Linked DNA regions of Mus musculus: region 2 is linked to region 1. The links are chromatin loops, found by intact Hi-C in ENCODE. Cell type or tissue: left cerebral cortex. All regions are shown on one strand. Links, peaks and the distances in the headings refer to the core of each region. The heading gives the core; the rest is flanking DNA.

Region 1 (6,704 bases), core at 646-5,645:
ACCCGGGGGCAAGAGGAGGGTAGAAAGGCGGTCGTGGTTTTGGGGTGGGAACCGGATTCCAGCTGTGGCTCTCCCCCTGTACCCCCTCCCGCACTGGCACGGCGGCTGACCAATGGAAGGGCGGTTCTGGACCGGTGACGCACGGCGATTGGCTGTGAGATTGGCTGGGGAAAGGCGGGGCCGAGGCTTGAAGTTGGAGTGAGGGATCCAGCTGTGGTGTGCGCCGGGCTCCTCGCCGCCGCTTTCTCTCGTTCTCTCCCTCCGCGTCTCGGCCGGAGGAGGAGGCAGTGGCGCCGGCGACAGCTACGGCAACGGCAGCCACGGCGGCGGCAGCGACATCTCCGCCTCCACCCCCGCCCGGGACGGCCCCCCACGGTCTCCCCGCCCCTCCCGGTCCTCTAGCCCGCCGCGGGGCGGAGGAAGGAGCCAGCCCCCACCCCCTCCAAACCCACCCCCAAAGAGATCCCTCCTCCCCTCCCCCTCCCCCCGCCGTCTCTGGCGTGGAGCCGGGACGATGCTGACCCCTTAGATCCTGCTCCAGCTGCGCCGAGGGAAGAGGGGGCGCCCCTCCCCGGACCCCCGCCCTTCACCGGGTGGCCCCTTTTTTCCTCCTCCTCTCGGGGGCTGCTTCACCGAAGGTAGCGCCCATTCGGGCAACCGGAGCCTGGGCGCGAAGGGAAGAAGCCGGAACAAAGTGAGGGGAAGCCGGCCGGCTAGTCGGGGAGCCCCCGGGAACCCAGGGGAAGCGGGACTCTCGCCAGGCGGGGCTTCCCTGGGACCCGGCGCCCCGCGGGCAGCATGCCCCTGAGGGCAGGGGGAGCTGAGCTGAACTGGCCCTCCTGGGGGCTCAGCAAGCTCTCTAGAGCCCCCCACATGCTCCCCCACCGGGGTCCCCCGGTTGTGTGAGGACACCTCCTCGGAGGGGCTCCGATCGCCCCTCTTCGGACCCCCGGGACCCCAGCTGGCCAGAGGATGGATGAGGAAGAGGATGGAGCGGGCGCCGAGGAGTCGGGACAGCCCCGGAGCTTCACGCAGCTCAACGACCTGTCTGGGGCCGGGGGCCGGCAGGGGCCGGGGTCGACGGAAAAGGACCCGGGCAGCGCGGACTCCGAGGCGGAGGGGCTGCCCTACCCGGCGCTGGCCCCGGTGGTTTTCTTCTACTTGAGCCAGGACAGCCGCCCGCGGAGCTGGTGTCTCCGCACGGTCTGTAACCCATATCCTTCGGGGCACAGCGATGGGCCGGACTAGGGGGGTCCACAGGAGGGCGGGCCGTGTTGCCAGAGGGGACCGTAAGCCAGGTGAGTTGGAGAAGTGAGCCTGGACTGTGAACAGTTGAGTGGGGGACTGTTAAGGAGGGGAGGGGGCGTCCGAGTAGAAGCGGAGACTGGTGGGTACCCCAGACGAGCCCCACCTCCGAATACACACACCTCAGCCTTCCTTGGGCGGGGGTGAGGGGTGGAGGGTTGAAATCCAAGCTAGGAAAAGAGAGGAGAGGTGACCCTCTGGTAAGCATCTGGATGCTCTACAGATGTGGGCAGAGGAGGGTCGTCATCCTCCAGATGTGGGCAGCTTCAGGAGCCTGGGCTTTCTACTCCGCCAGCCCGCCAGCCGCGGGTTAGCGAGCTGGGTTTGGTTTTCGAGTTTGGGGGCAGGGGTGGAGAGGAAGCTGCGGGGACGGAGGAGGGGAGACCGCAATCTCCTGGGGTTTCCTTATGCCCCCGCCCCAAAGTTTGCGGCGGATTCTAGGGTCCAGTCCCCCGATCTAGTAGTCCTGAAGGCTGAGGTTTTTACTGACCTAGCGGGAAACGGGGGGTGGGGGCAGGTCCTGTCCCCCCAACACCCTCCCAATCCGCGGGTTGGAGGCACAACAAGGAGATTTCGGCGGCGGCTGATGTCAGGGGTGCAGAATGAGAACAAGATGTGGTGAAGGGGGAGCTGTCTGCCCCCAGAGCTGGACTGGAGCCCCTTTCAGAGAGAGCCCAATGCGGCCAGCGCCCTCCCCACCTCAATTCTTTATCTGATGTTGAGTGCTAAGGTTGGGTTGGGGAGTTTTGTGCTTGGTTTTTTGTTTTTTGTTTTTCTAAGGGGGGGGGGGAGACTGACAAAAGCGCCGGCAAGTGGGGGATGGGATTAAGCTCGGCCACACTACGCCTCCCCTTTCACAAATCAGAGTGTTCCGGCTGATGGCAGACCAGGTATGGGAAACCGCAGTCGTCTGAAAGTATTGGGGGGACCAGAGACTGCCAGTGTGTTCATTAAGGAGGACTGAGGTCCAGCTCCTTAAGCCTACTCTGTGGATGGGTTTTAGGAACGCATGCCCAACATTCCAGGCAGATGAATTTTGATTCTCAGCCTCACCTCTGCTTAGCCTGGCGTGGTCAGGGAACCCCTGATCCTCTTTTTTAAAAATAAAACCAAACCCCTAGCACAAAGCACTCACTGGCTTGACTGACGCCCATCTCTGGGGTACTGGAAAGGTGGGGGGCTGGCTGGTATGGCTATCCCAGTAAGGGATAGCCTCTTCTGATTCTCTTCTTCTAGCCCAGAGGCTCTCTGGGAGTCAGGCTGGGAGACCCCAGGTTTACCCTGTAGCCCCTGAGAACCCAAGTCCGGCTCCGCTTTGGAGCACAGGGGCAGCGGGAGAGCTTGATGCTGCCCTCTGCAGCCACTGCCTCTAGTGCGCAAAGCAGGATGTAAGCTGAGTGCCCCCACCCGCTGCTCTACACTCCGTGAGTCTTTGAGAAGCTCCCCTCAGCCCTCCCAATCCTTTGCCCCTTCCTTCCTTCCTTCCTTCCTTCCTTCCTTCCTTCCTCTCTAAACCGAAGAAAGGAGAAGAGGGACTCTGAGGAGTGTGGTCTCCCTAACTGGCTTGCTATCTGGAATTATGAGTCTCCATCCCAAGGTCTCCTTCTCTGTGGCAGAGATGGAGAAGAGAAAAGAAGCCCTCATGCCCACTCCTAGCCACATTATGAATGGGAAACCCCCAGCAGTCCCTATCCTCTCTTTCTCAGGAGTCCTAGGGGTGACTGGAACATCTTGTCACCTCTCCCTTCAAATACCCCCTAAAAGCAGACCTTTTGGCAAGTATCTCTGCCCACTTGCCCTATCTCCAGGTGGAGGACCTGGAGGTAAATACTTTCCTGGGAGAAAATAAGTGACCAGGCTTACAAGAGGGAAAAGAGGTGAGAGTCTAGTTAATCTTGAGATTTGGGGAGCAGGCCCGATCTGGGGAGTGGTGTGTGGTCTGGGTGTGTAGCACCTATGTCCCTAGATCTTAACTAGCTAGCTGAATATGCCGAGAACAATTTCTTGGTAAGGGGGGCTGCCTGGACATTTATTCCCATTTCCCCATCCGACCCAAGTCACAAGGACAAGTGTATTTCCACGGCCAGAGAAGGAATCTGAACGGCCCCCTGAGCCTTAACCCTCTCCTTTCTCTCTTTTTGGTATCCGTGAGGCTTCTGTTGGCTTCAGGAGTCCCCAATGTAGGTCATGAAGACATTGGTCCTGAGGGGCCTGACTGGCTTCCCCTCCCCAATGGACTGAAGCTAGTTAGCCTTTTTCTCGACATACTTTTCTCAGCCCCTTCCTCTTGCAGCCTCATTAAAAGGCCAGATTTCCTAGAGTGGAGATCTAGGTGTAGGTAGGAAGTGTGTGTGTGTGTGTGTGTGTGTGTGTGTGTGTGTGTGTGTGTGTGTGTGTGTTGTGGAGGGAGGAAGGAGGAAGGGCACAAAAGTTTATGTTCCTGTACTGGGGAGATCAGGGACATGGGCCCAAGCAGCTCCCTGGCAGACCACTGCCTCCCAGGTTACGGGGGAACACTGGCCTTTGCAATGTGTTTCTTACAATGTGAGGGCGTGCGGTTCCCCTCCCGGGAAGGAGTTCCTGAGCATTCCCTCTCGGGTTGTTGTGTCACATCTGGAAGTTTGTGTAGGAGTTTCTCCAAGCTCAGAGCCCAGCACAGCTTTTTCTCATTTGGAAATCACAGGCTGGCATTTGGGATGGAGGAGTGGGAGGGGGGCCAGAGAAGGAGAGGGGAGCCTGCCAGGAGTTGAGGGGAGGAGGGGGCGGGGGGGGGGGGTAGGCCTGAGAGACAGGAGTCCTAATGGCTTCCAGAAGTGAATGTGAGTGTGGAACTGTGCGTCACTGTGTGTGTCCAAGTGTGTGTCTCTAGAAGGGAGGAGGCCCTAGGAATTTCTGTAATCTTCCTTGCCATTGTCCCAGTGCCCCAAGTCTTCCCAAGAGAGGATTCTCCATTGGGTCCTCAGGAGAGAGAGAGAGAGAGAGAGAGAGAGAGAGAGAGAGAGAGAGAGAGAGAGAGAGAGAGAGAGAGAGAGACAGACAGACAGACAGAGAGAGACAGAGAGAGAGACAGAGAGAGAGAGACAGAGAGAGATTGAGAGAGAGAGAGCTCACACATAAGGGGGTTGTTTGAATCTCATATGTCCCCTCGTCCCATTTCCAAATCCTAGACCATCCAGAGCAGATTCTGGGGAGAAGAGCTGAGGCAGAGAATTGAGTGGAACTGGGGTGGGGGCAGAGGATCTTGGGTAGTCTGTCCCAGATTCTTCTTTCTTCTGGGTCATATGGACTCCTCTGCACGTACTCTGTTCCACTGCTGGGGGACTCCCCATCACCCCTAGTGCCAGTTGGAGCCATTCCTGGGATTACCCCTCCACCCTGGCCCCCCTTCTGCTGTTCCCGCCCCAGCTCTCACCCCGCCCAGCCTGCCTCAGCTGGGACGGCGACAGACACACTGCACACACACACACACACACACACACACACACTCACACACACACATACCCCAGTCACAGAGTTTGAATCAGATTTCTGGCCTATTTCCCCTCCCAAAGATTCCAGTGGCCCTCTCTCATGTGTCTCTGTGTCTTCTGTCTCCTGTCTCTGTCTCTGGGTGGGGCTGGCTGCCTTTCAGGCAGGCTTCAGTTTTCAGTTTAGTTGGAAACCTCTCTCCCCACACACCCACACACCGGAGCTGGGGGCGCATGGGGAAACAGGGTAGTTAGTAGGACGGGGCCATTGTTGGGGATTCCCCTTTTCTGAAGAAAAAATAAATGAGCACAGGCCATCAAACTAAATCCCTGCATTGTCTTCCACCCTAGGAAGCATTGGCTCCCATAGACTACCAACCTCCTGTTGGGACGGGTGGAGCAAGAACCTGTGTCCCATCCCCCAACTCTTATTAGAAGGCCAGAATTCCTGGTTCCAGGCCAATTTCCTCCTCAGTATTCCTTAGTCTCACATTTCCAGACTTCTGGGAGGGAGAGAGGCAGCTAGAAGGCCTGCTTGCTGTCTGGGTTCACACCCTGGGCCCAGGGCCTTAGATCTCTAGTTGCCAATAATCTAGGCAAAAGCCCTATCTAGATAAAAACCTATGGAGAAGACTCATTTGTGGATATAGCATGCTCTATTTCCCTCTCCCAGGAAAGAGAGAAGGGGGGAGGGATGGTAGAGAGGTCTGCTTCTGCTGTTCTCGCTTTCTCTGCTTTTGATGGTGGGTTATGGGGAGAAGAAAGATCCTCCCCTCTCCTGCTCCCACCCTTTGGGATCCACTCCAGCCCGGACAGTCACCATAGCAACAGTAGACATGTGACCGCACAGGTCTCTCATAGTCACTATGGCAACCAGTGTCCCCCGTTCCCTTGGTTACCATGGGGATCTGTCACATGGTTCCCCCCCCCCCAACCTGATAACCTGTGGGTCTCCCTGCTTCTTTTTCCTTGCATAAGGACAAGAGAGCAGTCTGGGCAAGGGGAAAGAATGTGTAAGGGGGTGGGGAGGGGTGTCTCTTCAGTTTCCATGGCAACAAATCCACACCACCTGGTGACACATTCTTCTGTTGTTATGGCAACAGAAGAACATCACACAGTGACATAGTGCCGTGTTGCCAAGGAAACAAGCCCCACCCTGAAAAGGGTGAAAGACCCCCCCCACACACACACACACATACCTTAGATATTCCTCTATTCAGATTGTTCTAGATTTGCCAGTCCTTTTATACCTACCTACAGTGAAGGGGAAGCCAGAGTGCAAGGGATATGCCTGGGTGCAGGCTGGATTGCCAAGGGTCCGGAGAAGGGGATTTTGGTGAAGAGCCTGATATGGGGTTGTCTGGGGGCAGGTTCTGACTATCAGAGGCCCCAGACTGAGTGTGTCTGGGACAAAGTTCCTCCATAGGTCAAGTCTGTTCCTCCTTACATCACTGTCATGAATTTGTCACTGTTCAGGGAAACATCAGGAAATCATGAATGGGGAGGCACATCTGGCTTCTAGATTGGCAGATGAGTGACTGATAGACACAGTGGCTCATTCATTTATTCTTGCTGATCATTTGCTCTGGACTGCATATGACACTGGGCTTTGTAGTGTGGCTGCTGTTAACGCTGTGACAGAGCCAAGCACATGGATGACTTGACCAGGTAGGGCCACTGTCATTGGATGTCCAAATAGATACCTGGGGCCCTTCTCCCCCAACATTGTTCTCCAGGGCCCCTCCTAGGCCCTGTCTCTCCTGCAGAGGAGAATGGGCTAGGTTGGGGGAAAACAGACCAGTTATTAAGGGTAATTGTGTCCTTTCCTTTCCAAGTGGTGGCTTCCTCCCTTTCCCCCCTCTTCCAGAGTGACCTCTGGCTGACCCCCATTCTGGAGAGAGATCCATCGCTACAGTCAGGAAAACAAACAGC
Region 2 (6,704 bases), core at 898-5,897, 260 kb after region 1:
GAATACTGCATGTTATTTAAGCTAAAATTCAAGCCGTCTACAAAAGACTTCTCGTTGAGGCCTCCGTAGGCCGCAAACACATCAAAGGCATTGCTGTACTGGAGGGGACTGAGGTTGAGGGGGCTGTCACCTGGGAACATTCCATTGGTACTACTACCTTGACCCTGCATGTTAGGAAAAATAAATTCCTTGGCATTGGGAGAAAGAGCAGAGGTTTGCTGCTGCTGCTGCTGCTGCTGCTGTGGCTGCTGCTGCTGCTGCTGCGGTAGTGGAGGCGGCGGCTGGGATGATGACGGCTGCTGCTGCTGCTGCTGCTGTGGCTGCGGCTGTGGCTGCTGCTGGCTGCCCAGGCCCAGCCCATACAGAGAGTGCACTGAGGAAGAGATGGCTTTCTGCTTCAGGAGGTCGTTCACATTTACAGTCAGGCCCAGGTTGATCGGAGAAGTGCGAGCTACCTTGCTGCTACGGCCACTATTCTTCATTTTGGTGGAGCCGAACTTGGTGGCAGCAAAAGTGGCAGTGGTAAAGGTTAAAGGCTGCGTGGACCGGGGCATGAAGGTAGGGCTGACAGCAGCAGAGTGGCCGAAGGGAGGTGAGGGAGAGCTGGACACGGAGGAGGCCGGGTCGCTTATGGGCATGAACACCTGGGCCTCCGGGTTAAAGCTGTTTTTGATCTCCTTATCCAGCTCACAGCCGGTTTCACTACTGTCGTCCACGTACAGCACCTTCACTGGTCCCTTTTCGCCGATCTGGTAGGAAACCTCAAACGGGTCGATCCAGACACTCAAATCCTGTGGCAGATTGCCACGAACATCGTCAATGTCCAAACCACTCTCTTTGGATGCCTGCTCGATCACGGGGTCTACCTTCTCCCCCACGTGTATACATCTAAACCCTGAGCCTTTGTATGGCTTTTCAGGATACCAGTGCCCTTCATATTTCTTCTTAAGAAGTCTTTCAAGCTCTTCACCAAAAATGTTGACACGTCTCCTGGGAAGCTTATTGTACAAGTAAGAAATAATAAAATTGAGTGCTACTTGGATTTCAAGCTGCATAGCTGCGAAGCCACAAAAGTTAGCTTTGTTTCAACTCCTCCACCAGAAAAATAAATTTTTTAAAAAAAAAAATCAGTTTGTGGCAGAGAAACAAATTCTCATTCAAAGTGCTGGTATTAGAAGATTATCCTTCAACCTTCCCGTGGTCTTGTTCCTTTAAGAAAATAAAACAAAAGCAAACACATCCAAGTGAGATCAATGTAACAGCTCCAAAGCTTTCTACCTGAAGCAATTTTATTTTTGAAAATGTCTACTGGGCTAGAAAGACTGGAAATGACCGCTGGAAAATAAAAGGAACAGACCATAAAAAAAAAAAAAATCCTCTTGCTAAAGTTCAAGACAGATTTATAGTTAAAACAGCATTCTACATACCACTTCCCAGCAGGACTTACAGGACCTCCAGAACATGTATCCTTTATGTTTCTTCTCGCACAGTGTTTACTAACTGTACTGCACACTCATCCACCCACCTACCCGTACACTCCACTTTTACAAGTTGGTCATTAGTTTCCTTGCTAGTCACCATTTTAGAAGTGAATCCCTAGTTCCTTTTGGAAACATCACATTTAAATCTGCTTTATGTTAAATATTCGGAAATGTTATAAGTTACAAAATTATTTTTAATTTTCAAAGTACCTGGTACTAAAATTAAAGGTACTAAATGAGTTGTCATCTTGGTAAATGAAACCAAATTATCCTCTCTAGTTTTAACCATGCCAAGGGCTCTCACACTCTTGCTCTTCTGGGAGCCTTTTTCTTTTTTATTGTGTACTGCCCCCCCCCCCCACACACACACATTCTGAAATTCCTCTCAGCTGCAAGTATAAGAAAAACAAGCAGCTTAAAACTCCTATTGATTACTCTGCTTAAAGGGCAGAGTTTCTCAGTTTTATTCTTATTTTTAAAAGCCATCTCCTTCCCTCTTCGGATAAACGGGCAGTCCCTGGAGAGGCTGGAGCGAAAAGGTCGACCTTTAAACGTTTGCTGGATCAGCACTGGGTGGGGATAAGAAAAGATCAAGGGCAAAGAGAGGTATTTCCAAGGGAGAGCTATTTGTACAACGAGGTTGATCAAAAAGGGCATTTAAAATAATCAAACTGGTGTGGATCCGTCTGTTCCATTTTCCATATTCTTGGTGACAAAGGGCAAAGAATCTCTCGTGTAGCCCCCAAACTACACTTTCCAAGCCGAAACCCAAGAGCAGGCAGAGAAAGCAGATTCAGCTGGACTGCTTGAAGGTGCAGCCGAGCCCAGACAGGCTGGGTGGAAGGTGGTTTTTAAAGCAACGCCTTAACACAGGACTGTGAAGAATTACATAAACAGCCAGTTGGGTCTCATTAGATTTCTGCTCACAGCGCTGGGAGCCCGAGCGCTACAGCAGCAGCAACAGCCAGAGGAGGTGGAGGTGGAGGAGGAGGAGGAGGAGGAGGAGGAGGAGGAGGAGGAGGAGGAGGAGGAGGAAGAGGAGGAAGACTACTAGACTTGCTCCGGGAGGAGGAGCTCGGCCCGGGGAAAAGGAGAGCAGGCTCTTTAGCTGCCTCAGGGACGCGGCCCGGGCACCGGCAGGTCGCGGCGCGGGCCGCCCAGTCTTCCCCTCCCCCGCCGTAACCTGACCCTGCCGTCCCCCACTCTGCTCCCCGCTCGAGGCTCCTGGGACCTAGCCAGCATCCCGGAGCACCGGTCCGGGCCCGATCCCTGTATCCCGGCGCCCCCTCCCCCTGCCTGGGCGCCGCTGCCCCCACCCCGGGTGCTCCCTCCTCCCGGTTGCCCGTCGGCCGTCAAGCCTCCGGACCAGGTCCCCGGAGCCACTCCATTCCCTTGGGTCCCCGAGGCCGCCCCTCCACACCCGGGCTCGCAGGACGCTGCAGCCACTCCCTCGGCCCCTAGCCGCCGCCCCGCCGTACTTACAAGCTGCTCCGGAGCTGCGGCCGCCGCCGAGCCGCGGCTGGGCGGGGGAGAAGGGGCAGCGGGCGGGGGCGCGGGTGGGTCGGGAGCGGCGAGGCGACGGGGTGCAAGACGTCGCCACCGCCGGACACGCGACGGACGCCTCGGGCGGGTCCGGGAGCTCGCTGCTCTGGCTCAGGGGTGGCGGGGACGGCAAGCTTACACGAGCGCGCTCGCTTCTCTACACAGCCCGGCGGCCCGGCCCTGCGTCCCCGTACAGCGCCCTCTGCGCGCCGGGCCAGAGCTTCGCTCCTTCTGCCGCGGCGCGCGCCCCGCCTCTCGTTTTATAGCCTCCTCCCCGCCCCCAGCCTCCGCGGGGGTGCGCGCCGCTCGCGTCACAGTCCCGCCCTCCCCACCCGGCACCCCCCGGCCGCGCCGACTCCGCCCCTGCCCTGCCCCCCGACGCCATTGGCCAAGTCCCGCCTGCCCACGTCCAGACGGCCGCTGATAGATGGTCACGCCTCCTGAACGCCGCTGTGACCAATGAGCTGAGAGTCCCGAGAGGTTGGGGGAGGGGTTAAGGGAGGCCTTGGAAGGGGATTGGACAAGGGTAGGGATGGGATGGTAGGGATGGGGTGGCAGGGCCCGGGGGCCTGGGGGTGGGGGGTGGGGGGTGGGGGGGGAGGAGGGGGAGCAGGTGGCGACGCGGCGGGGACCGGCCGGGAGGGGCAGCCGAGGCTGGGGGAGGGAGGGCAGAGTACACGGAAAAGGCTGCTTCCGAGCGAGTGCGACTGTGGCCGAGGAAAACCCCACTCCTGGGCGAGCTAGCCTGTGGGTCTCAGCCCATCCCGGGGTAACCGGGACTCGTGCTCCCGATTCATTGAGTATTAATCCCCGCAGGGCCTAGGCCAACTGCCACCCCGAGAGTGACAACTGCAGAACCTGGGGGTGGGGAAGGGAGGCCACGTCGCTGCACCTCCCGCACAGGTGACAGTTTAACTGCCTCTGCAGCTCCCCCTGGCCAAATCTCCCCGGGTCACCTGGCAGCAGCTCGGACATGAGGGTTGCTTGAGACCGTAAGAAAAAAAAATTGTCTTATATCAAACGTCGCAGAGAGCGACACGCTGCCAAACTGCCTGTGTGACTCTGTGTGCGTGCCCACGCGTGCATTTTGAGAACTTTCACCCAGGCCCACAAAATAAACACGAGGCCTCGCTGAGGAACCTGCGAGAGTTTATGAACTGTGCACAGGTGTCCAGGGAATAGGGACGCCAGGGACTCTAGGGGCGCGGATAGGCGCCGTTTCCACAACCTGCAGCCCAGAAATCCGAGTTATCGTCCGGAGTGGAACGGGGCGTTCCTCTTGGCTAAAAATAATTACTCACAGGTAGCAACGATGCCTGATTGGTCGCACTGGACCTTAGCGGCCAGACGATTGGCTGTCTGGTCTCCAGGAGACCGACGTCAAACTCGGACTGGGTAAAGGCGAGAGAAAGTCGAGGGGGAGCCTCGGAGAGAAGGGGGGGGGGGGTTGGGGGGGGGGAGAAAGCGCAGCAGTGAATGAAACGCCCAGGGCCCTGCCTTCCCCTTCCCTGTCCTGGGCATTCGGGCCATGCTTCCTGGAAAAAAACCGGTCCCCGTGCTGCCTTGCCCTTAAACACTGCAGGGCGGGCATTTCTATGCCTGTCTAGAGGTTAAAGCACAACTCACCGTCTGTGTAGCCCATCTGTACCACCCAGGGCACAAACCCTGGTCTACGCGACCCGCCAAGAGCCTTTTCATTTTATAGATGCAGAAGTCTGGATGTAGCCTATTATTTTGCACTCGGACCTGCTTGCGTGGGTTCCCACCTCCTCTTTTAGAAGGAACAGCTTTGAGAAAGGATATTTCTAAAGTCTCACAGCGTGTGAGAATGGGAGGGTTTGTGGAATGGGCTGAGGGGTGGGGTGGCGACCGGTCAGGTGACCCATTTCTTGTTTATTGCACAGGTTCCTAAAACTTGGGTAGCGTTTTTTTTTTTTTTTTCTTAAGAACATAGAAGTTTTACTCAAAAACGCTTTAAATTCTGTTTTATTTTTAGTATTTCGGCTTTTTAGTTGCAGAGTGGAATTAGATTGTGAGAGCATGGTGTTTAAAATGGAAGCATCTGGCAGCAAAATATTTTAATATAAATTATTCTTCCACTGTTTTCCTTCGTTGTGTGGTTTTGCTTTTCTAGTGTGAACGTTAATTTGTCACTGAAATAAGGCATTTTTAATTCTGTAGTTAGTTGGGCACAGAAATTGCAAGAATCTAGGTAAGATATTTTGGGACTGGCTTACCAAGAGAAACACTTTATCTTTTATGTGCCCTAGAAGCACAATTTATTACCATTAGGCAAATGTTACTGTACCAAACGCTCAGAATTACAGACACATGTGCTGGGCCATGTGTCTTGATTTGTGATTTGGAAAATATATCACTATAATTAGGGAGCATATTAGACTTGGCTGAGATTAAAATGTCTAACTAAAAATAGATGAATCATAATTTTGTTAAGCTTGTGTGTACTTTTCAAGAATTCTCTAGAGGAAACGAACAGGTATCTTTCTCTCTGACTTCTTCCCTTCTGAATTTCTCCAATCTACTACAGTTCAAGATCTAAAGTAGTGAAGCACTTATCTCCTAGGGACTGGTTAAATGCCAGTAACAGCAGCTCTAAAACGTCCGAGTTAGCTGGGAATGGTGACTCACAGCTGTAAATCCCAGCACTCAGTTTGAGACAGGAAGATCACAAGTTCAAAGCCTGCCTGGACGACAAGGCAAGTTCCAGGCTAGCCTGGGGTGCATGTTTCAAAAATAGATAATTAAATAAAAACAGACAAAATTATGGGTTAATTCCAGAACTCTTGAGGGTGGGGGTAGGGAGTGTGAGAGGGTCTCAACCCAAAGACCAATACTGCTATTTTATTCAAGTCTTGCACTTTAAAGGATCCCTCACAGCTAGTTACCATTTATCAATTGCTTTAGAATTCTACATCAGTGTAGGCTGCTAAATCATCACTTAAATTCTATGAATTTATAGAGATAAAAATATTGAACTCAGGCTCCAGGCAATGTCGAAATCAAGGAAGTCTCCTTTGGAACTGATAACTCAGGCCTGTAATGACATGCACTTAGAGGGCTGAGGCAGGAGGATCGAAGTCCAATGCTTGTCTGGGTAACAAAATAAGTTCAAGGTCATCTTGGGCCACAGTGAGAGCATGTCTCAAGAAATAAGAAAGATCTGGGGCTGTAGCTCAGTAGTACACGCCTGTAACCCCAGCACACCTAAGAGTCTGAGGCAGGAGGATGGCACATTTGTAGCCAACCTGAGCTACACAGTAAGATCCTATCTCTACAGAGCTTTTGGTTGTGAGCCTAGCCTTTAATGGTAGAGTCGTCACTCTGGCCCCCTATCTCAATAATAAATAACTTCATACCTTGTGGCTAGCATAAGAGTTCGCTTTCCCTTTGCCTATCATGCACAAAGATCCTACTAGATTCAATCCCTGGTATCCCAAAGTCAAGAAAGAAAAGAAATAATGCTTCCTAGAAACTATAGTCTTCACTTTCACAACCTCACATCTTTAAGGAATCCTGGAAGGAGCGCATTATAATAAAAATAACACTTGTTATTTAAATCATAAATTACAGCCATTTAAAGTGTCCTGAACTGCACACACACACACACACACACCTCATCCTTATTTCTGAGAGGAAACCATCTTACTCTTCAGCCCTATA

What was found. A loop is a pair of places that touch in the nucleus more often than their neighbours do. Peaks named below come from ENCODE experiments on the same cell type or tissue, not always from the same donor. Only the 100,000 strongest peaks of a DNase experiment are listed, where the experiment ranks them.
Region 2: a loop joins it to region 1, with 2.9 times the contacts of the local background. A loop is called at or near these places in 1 of 42 quality-filtered maps.

What each region holds. Positions count from the first base shown.
Region 1 is chr11:94,467,886-94,474,589 of GRCm38, reverse strand. Cacna1g (calcium channel, voltage-dependent, T type, alpha 1G subunit) reads left to right here and starts at 392. Exons shown (of 35, transcript NM_001177888.1): 1 at 392-1,214. The coding sequence starts at 973. In left cerebral cortex, for the core only: a CTCF peak has its summit at 2,688 (motif pointing left); DNase peaks (open chromatin) are centred at 2,608, 3,994, 4,650, 5,006 and 5 more places; H3K4me3 peaks cover 2,638 bases; H3K27ac peaks cover 3,027 bases.
Region 2 is chr11:94,207,991-94,214,694 of GRCm38, reverse strand. It overlaps Tob1 (transducer of ErbB-2.1), which reads right to left and starts at 3,241. Exons shown (of 2, transcript NM_009427.2): 1 at 2,964-3,241; 2 at 1-1,209. The coding sequence starts at 1,055. In left cerebral cortex, for the core only: a CTCF peak has its summit at 3,203; DNase peaks (open chromatin) are centred at 4,345, 4,755, 5,138, 5,680 and 3 more places; H3K4me3 peaks cover 4,045 bases; H3K27ac peaks cover 4,258 bases.